3 separate regions of the Homo sapiens genome follow, and regions 1 and 2 are each linked to region 3. Evidence: read pairs that join two places in POLR2A ChIA-PET (ENCODE). Cell type or tissue: Caco-2. All regions are shown on one strand.

What was found. Peaks named below come from ENCODE experiments on the same cell type or tissue, not always from the same donor. Only the 100,000 strongest peaks of a DNase experiment are listed, where the experiment ranks them.
Region 1: POLR2A ChIA-PET joins it to region 3 with 8 read pairs; 10 of 35 experiments call an interaction of 5 or more read pairs at or near these places.
Region 2: POLR2A ChIA-PET joins it to region 3 with 5 read pairs; 25 of 35 experiments call an interaction of 5 or more read pairs at or near these places.

The regions. Positions count from the first base shown.
Region 1 is chr9:132,961,488-132,963,987 of GRCh38, reverse strand. It overlaps a transcript of GFI1B not described here, the pseudogene RPL39P24 and the pseudogene RNU7-21P. Among named protein-coding and RNA genes, the nearest start is that of GFI1B, 16 kb to the left of the region's middle. In Caco-2, no CTCF peak of the experiment used is centred here; no DNase peak of the experiment used is centred here.
Region 2 is chr9:133,132,907-133,135,406 of GRCh38, reverse strand. It overlaps a transcript of RALGDS not described here. Among named protein-coding and RNA genes, the nearest start is that of RALGDS, 13 kb to the right of the region's middle. RefSeq lists enhancers at 1,149-1,438, 2,153-2,500. In Caco-2, no CTCF peak of the experiment used is centred here; a DNase peak (open chromatin) is centred at 1,496.
Region 3 is chr9:133,024,003-133,026,502 of GRCh38, reverse strand. No RefSeq gene overlaps it. Among named protein-coding and RNA genes, the nearest start is that of SNORD141A, 4.8 kb to the right of the region's middle. In Caco-2, no CTCF peak of the experiment used is centred here; a DNase peak (open chromatin) is centred at 992.

The DNA.
Region 1 (2,500 bases), 63 kb after region 3:
ATTACAGGTGTGAGCCACCCATGCCCAGCCTGCATTATAGGTTTTTAAAAATACTTGATTTTATATTTGTGTCTCTTTTCTCTTACATTGGAAATCTTGGTTCTTGACAAAATTCGCATTTTTATCTCTGCATCTTACTGCGCCATAGTTTATTCAATCAGTCCCCTATTTTTTTTCTTTTTTAAACTTTTTTGAGAGGCTTTTGGGCAAAAACCAGAAAGCCTGCTAGACAAATTCTAAAAGAACTGTAACACTAATCAGTCCCCTATTAATTGACATTTGGGTTGTCTCCAATATTCAACTTTTGCAGATAATGCCATAAGAAATATTTTTTTGGCCGGGTGCAGTGGCTCACACCTGTAATCCTAGCACTTTGGGAGGCTAAGGTGGCTGGATCACCTGAGATCAGGAGTTCGAGATCACGCCACTGCACTCCAGCCTGGATGACAGCAAGACTCCATCTCAAGGGAAAATAATAATAACAATAATAATAATAATAATTTTTTTGAGACGGAATCTGTCTCTGTCGCCCAGACTGGAATGCATCTGGCGTGATTTTAGCTCACTGCAACCTCCGCCTCCCAGGTTCAAGAGATTATTCTGCCTTCGCCTCCTGGGTAGCTGGGACTACAAGTGCGTGCCACAACATGCCACTAATTTTTGTATTTTTAGTAGAGATGGGGTTTCACCACGTTGGCCAGGCTGGTCTTGAACTCTTGACCTCGTGATCTGCCCGCCTCAGCCTCCCAAAGTGCTGGGATTACAGGCATGAGCCACCACGCCTGACCAATAATATTTTTTTGAAATGAAAGTTCCCATATATGTAATACTGAACCCAGCCTACTAGTGTACAACATGTAAACAAAGAGAAAAAATAGATTCCTTTTTTTTTTTTTTTTTTTTTTTGAGATGGAGTCTCACTCTGTTGCCCAGGCTGGAGCGCAGTGGCGCCATATCAGCTCATTGCAACCTCTGTCTCCTGGGTTTAAGAGATTCTCCTGCCTCAGCCTCCCAATTAGCTGGGACTGCAGGCTGGTGCCACCACGCCTGGCTATTTTTTTTTTTTTTTTTGTATTTTTAGTAGAGATGGGTTTTCACCACGTTGGCTAGGCTGGCCTCAAACTCCTGACCTCAAGTGATCCACCCGCCTTGGCCTCCCAAATTAGTGGGATTACAGGCGTGAGCCATTGCGCCTTGTCAAAAATGTATTCCTAATAAAACATGTCAAACTGTCCAGATATGGTGACATTTTCAGCTTGATATGGTGATGATGGTGACCTTGATAGAACATAATATGTGTGTCATCTCATGTGTAATTCCTTATAGACCCAGCTTGGTTCTTCTTCAATATCTCCTTTTGGAGTTGTACCTAATTTGATTACCAGTTTTCATCTGATTCCACTGGGAAATGGGATGATTTTTGCTTTTGTTTCTTGGCCAGGAATCACTTAATCCTCAAAGTCTTGTGAGAAGACATGGCGAGAAGCAGAGTCAAACACACACCACGATAGCAGAGAAGGGAAGAGAGAGAGAAGAAAGAATCTTTTATGGGCCAGGAGAGGAGGCTCACACTTGTAATCCCGCACTCTGGAAGGCTGAGGTGAGCGGATCACCTGAGGTCAGGAGTTTGAGACCAGCCTGGCTAACATGGTGAAACCCTGTCTCCACTAAAAATACAAATAATTAGCCAGGCATGGTGGCTCGCATCTGTGGCCCCAGCTACTTGGGAGGCTTAGCCACGAGAACTGCTTGAACTCAGGAGGTGGAGGTTGCAGAAAGCTGAGATGGTACCACTGTACTCCAGCCTGTGTGACAGAGTGAGATTCTGTCTCAAAAGAAAAAAAAAAAAAGAAAAAAAAAACAATTCTGTATGCACACATGTGTGAGTGTAGGGTTGTGTGTGTGTGTGTGTGTGTGTGTAGAGTGTAGGTGTGTAGGGAAGATGCATAGCAAAGAAAGAATGCACACATTATGGCCTTAGATATGGCCAAATTCCTGTCTAGAGAGGGTGTGCAGTCCTGTCCTCCCACTCCCAGAAGTGTAGATTTGTTCCCACAGCCTTGCCAGCAAGGTGGGTTGTCAAATTTGGGGAATTTTGGCCGGGTGCGGTGGCTCTCACCTGTAATCCCAGCACTTTGGGAGGCTGAGGCAGGCAGATCACGAGGTCAGGAGATCGAGACCATCCTGGCTAACATGGTGAAACCCTGTCTCTATTAAAAACACAAAAAATTGGCCAGGTGTGGTGGCGGGCACCTGTAGTCCCAGCTACTGGGGAGGCTGAGGCAGGAGGATGGCGTGAACCCGGGAGGCAGAGCTTGCAGTGAGCCAAGATTGCACCACTGCACTCCAGCCTGGGCGACAGAGCGAGACTCCGTCTCAAAAAAAAAAAAAAAAAATGAGAGGTATTTTGCCAATCTGATAGGACAGGAGGAAGGGCATCCCAGGGTAGTTTTAATTTGTGTTTCCTTTATGTTGAGTGAGGCTGTCTTTTCATACTTCT
Region 2 (2,500 bases), 110 kb before region 3:
TAATAGGGGCCGGCGGGCAGGCAGCCAGTGCAGGGGAGCCCTGCGGTGGGTGAATCAGCCAGTTGCTGAATTACTGTCCTGCCTGGGGTGGTGCCAAGCCCCAACTGCCAAAATAAGCACAGCCCCTCTTTGCCTTTCTCTCCCCACTCCAGGGTGGCCCACCTTCCACATGCCTTGGCAGGTGTGTCCTGTGGCTCTGCTGCTCCTGGGAGTCCCCGGGTCTCCCTAGCCTGGAGCAGGGGAAAGGTCCTCCCCACTGGGGTGTGTAGCCTTCCACAAGTCATTCTGCGGCTCTGCCTCCCCACCACACACAGGGGCCCTCCTGTGAACTGGAGGTCATTGAGATACTTGCACCCTGAACTTAGAAGGGCACCGTGAGGATAAAATCACCTTTGACTCTTTATGAAAAGTCATAAAGAGTCTTCCTGCTAGGAGTTTGCAGGAAGGAGTGACTGGGAGCGCAAACCTGAGAGTCAGACAGGATTGGAAGCCCTGCTCTGCTGTGTGGCTTTGGATGAGCTTTGTGCCATCTCTGAGCTTCATCCTCAAACTCACCTGCAAAACCTGCGTCACATATCATGATGGTGAAATGATACCCGCATTGGCATGGCAGTGCGTAGTAGAAATTATCAGAGGGTTGTTGACTCTGGTTTAGGCGCCAGGTTGGAGGCAGCAGTGATCAGCAGAAATGGAAGTCAGAGTCCCCAGCCTAGGCCTCCTACAGGGGACAGACCACCCACCCCAGGGACAGGGTCCCAGCAGCGTCAAGTCTGTGTGCTGCCTGGAACAAATCTACTTGTGATCCTTAATTTGGAACAGAGTAGAGGAAAGCAAGCAGCCTTGGGGGCCGGACTTACACCCTGCCTTGGCACTGACACGCTGTGTGACATCAGGCAAGTTGTTCGCCCTCTCTGGGCCTCAGTTTTCTCAGTTTTACAACAGAGATGATGACTGTGGCCTCATCTTTCTGGCAGAGGCTGTCTGGAAAAGTGCTTTGTCCCCATTGAGGTGTGCTAAAGGCGGCGCCAGACTAGGCTCTAGGGTACGAAGGGGTGTCAGGAGTTGATCCTGCCTGCCAGGCTTCTGAACGTGGCAAGAATTTGCCTCTGGGCTGCACAGTGACAGGTGTCAGTGATGCCCCCGTCCCTGGGAGTCTCCTAGTCAGAGCCAAAGAGGGAGGGGATGCCAGGCATAGGTGCAGCCTCCAGGGGCAGGATCTGTCTCCTGCACGACCACAGCATCACTACCTAGCAGAGCCGGCTGGGCCTGAATGTGTGTTGAGCGACTTGACGGGGCCTCAGGTTCCCAGAAGCCAGGGGGAGGGGAGCTGGAGTGTCCCCCCAGCTGGACACCGAGTCTGGCCAGCAGCTCCCTGAGTCAAGTTAGCAGCAGGAAAGAGGAGCAAAAGCCAGGCCTCGGCCTCTGCTATCTGCTTCCTGGACAGGATGTGGTGCCGAGTAAACAGCTTCGCGAGGAGTCACTGCTCTGGCTCTGAGTCACAGCTCCTAGCGACAGCTGCACAGTGTTTGTAAACAATGGGCCTCACACCCAGCCAGGGCCTGCCCCTACCTAGAAAGGTGCCTGTGGGTTGGGTTTTGCTAGCCTGGGCTTGTGTGTGTGGCCAGGTGCATTATCCCAGGCCACCCGGCGTGCTGGGCAGAGCATCGTGGGACCACTGGTAGGTCGTGTGTCCTGGGAGAAGCCTGGGGTCAGGGTCGTCGTAAGCTTCATGCACAGTAGCTGGAAATGTTTGTGCCATGTATGGCCCTCACTAGGCCCAGCTCCTGAAGGCAGCCAGAGTTGCGGTGGGGAGGCTGCAGGTGGAGCTCCTCCAACTGGCCTCACCCCCAGGCCCCAGCGCCTCGGCTGTCCATGGCAGTCTTCGTTCCAGGCAGTGACAGTGATGTGGCGCATCACGTGGCGGCCTGGCCAGCAGGGAACAAAGACCCTGCTCTCCCCCAGGCTGGCGGCAGAGGCAGGGCCAGGGACCACGTGGGTGGGAGGAGGGGTGCATGGCCCTGCTGCTCCCCTCCTGCCAGCACCACCTCCTCGGGACTCCTGCATTTCTGCGTGGCAGCTGGTGCTGCTCCTCCTGCAGCCTGACTGTGTCAGCAGTCCCTCGATGGCCTTTCCAGCAAGCTCAGTGCCCACTGCCCCGGGTAGCCCTGCCCACCCTGGCTCCGAAAGGAGGAGCCCCAGGATTAGGCCCTGAGGCCAGGCTGACCTGTGCTGGAGGTGGGGGCAGGGGAGATATGGGGGTAACAGGCTTGGGAAGCTGGGCTGGAGTGGGCTATTCAAGAATAGCACAGAAAGCTTGTGTGAGAGATGCAAGGCCCTGCAGAGGGCCTGGTACCCGGGAGCTGCTTGTCCAAGCAAAGGCATTAGCTCACAAACACACCAGCAGGGTGGCCTGGTTCCCTGCCACTTCCCTACTGGTCCCCCACCCCCACTATGAAAGTTGAGCGCTTCTGGCCAGGCACGGTGGCTCACGCCTGTAATC
Region 3 (2,500 bases):
AGCAGATGCTGCCACCGTGTCCTTGAACTTCTCAGCTTCCAGAACTACAAGAAACAAATGTTTTTCCTGTAGGAATTACCCAGTCTGGGATATTCTGTTATAACAGCAGAAAACAGACTAACGCAGCATGCTTCTCGCATCTTGCCCTGCTGTGGGGTGGCAGATTTCATCCCACTGGACAGAAGGGCACTACAGCTCTAGCCACCTCCTATGGGCGGATTGGGCACACTGGGGGTGGGGGGCAGCCTCTATGTGCCACTTCCACACGGGAGAGATTCGGAGCTCCTGAAGGACGCTTGGGTGCTGCAACCAGCGTTTGTTGCTCAGGGAAAGGGTGGATGTAGGGACCAGCCCTACAGGGTCTGTGGGTTTTTCTCCCCTTGTGCGGAGACGAGAGATCGTAGAAATAAAGACACAAGACAGAGAGATAAAAGAAAAGACAGCTGGGCCTGGGGGACCACTACCACTGAGACGTGGAGACTGGTAGTGGCCCCGAATGCCAGCCTGTGCTGTTATTTATTGGATACAAGACAAGCGGGCAGGGTAAGGAGTGTGAGCCACCTCCAATGATAGGTAAGGTAACGTGGGTCACGTGTCCACTGGACAGGGGGCCCTTCCCTATTTGGCAGCCAAGGTGGAGAGAAAGAGAGGGAGGAGACAGCTTACACCATTATTTCTGCATATCAGAGACTTTTAGTGCTTTCACTAATTTTGCTACTGCTATCTAGAAGGCAGAGCCAGGTGTACAGGATGGAACATGAAAGCGGACCAGGAGCATGACCGCTGAAGCACAGCATCACAGGGAGACGGTTAGGCCTCCGGATAACTGTGGGCGGGTCAGGCCCTCAACAAGAGGTGGTGGAGTAGAGTCTTCTCTAAACTCCCCCAGGGAAAGGGAGACTCCCTTTCCCGGTCTGCTAAGTAGCCGGTGCTTTTCCTTGGCACTGATGCTACTGCTAGAACACGGTCCGCTTGGCTACGGGCGTCTTCCCAGACGCTGGCATTACCGCTAGACCAAGGAGCCCTCTGGTGGCCCTGTCTGGGTGTGACAGAGGGCTCATGCTCTTGTCTTCTGGTCACTTCTCACCATGTCCCTTCAGCTCCTATCTCTGTATGGCCTGGCTTTTCCTAGGTTATGATTGTAGAGCGAGGATTATTATAATAGTTGAATAAAGAGTAATTACTACAAACTGATGATTAGTGGTACTTACATATATCTATGATCTATATGTAGTATAACTCTTGTTATTTTATATATTTTATTATACTGGAACAGCTTGTGCCCTCGGTCTCTTGCCTTGGCACCTGGGTGGCTTGCTGCCCACAGGTGGGGACCCCTGGCACAAGACACAGAAGGGTGCATCTTCCACCACCACCCCTTGGAGCTGAGCTCCTCTTTCCAGACTCAGGGACCCTCCTGCTGAAGGGACCGAGGAGCTGGCCCCCTCGGGGATGGTTTGGGTTTTAGGAGGAATCTTGGCCTTAGACAGGACCTGGTAGAAGTTTTGCCATTGAGAAGCTTTGAGCTGCTGTTGGCATGAGGAGGGAGGATGAGTCCGCTTCGCCCGTTGGGCCTCACTTCTGTGCATGGGCACTGCCCTGCTTGGTTTGAACATTTTTTCAGCTTAAATGTTTAATTTCCTGTGACGTGAGTCGGGGGGGGGGGCGGAATTGGATCTTACTGTCACCTTGCTACCGGACTGCTGGCCTCCAGAACTCTGAAAATCACATTTGTGTTGTGTTTTCAGTCACCCAGTGTGTGGCGATTTCTCACAGTCACCTTAGGAGATGAATACAGATCAGGGAGTCCTTGAATTTCCAGAGCATTTCCAGAATTTATTTTTGGGTCATAACATTTTCTTTTTTTTTTCTTTTTCTTTTTGAGACGGAGTCTTGCTCTGTTGCCTAGGCTGGAGGACAGTGGCATGATCTCGGCTCACTGCAACCTCCACCTCCCAGGTTCAAGCAATTATCCTGCCTCAGCCTCCCAAGTAGTTGGGACTGCAGGACGATGCCACCTCACCTGGCTAATTTTTGTATTTTTATTAGACACGGGGTTTCACCATGTTGGCCAGACTGGTCTCGAACTCCTGACCCCATGATCCACCTGCCTCAGCCTCCCAAAATGCTGGCATTACAGGCGTGAGCCACTGCGCAGGGCCGAGTCATAACATTTTCTGGCATAAGCAGGTCAGGTTTTCTTCTCTTAAGTTACTGGAGCTCACTCACTATAAATCAGGCCTCCCCGCTTCATTCTTTACCCCTCCTATGGGGCCAGAGACCACCCATTTCCAGGCTGGGGGTCCTCTTTGAGTTACTGACCGTCACTGGGGGCACATGGTGTAAATGTCGCAGCGCAGCCTGGGTGGCTGAATTGCAGCAAGTGTTGTCCCCACCCACTCTCCAGACTATATGTTAAAACTCTAACTCCCTGAGCTGGTATTAGGAGTTGCTGCCTTGGGAGGTGATGAGGTCACGAGTGTGGAGCCCTCGTGGCGGG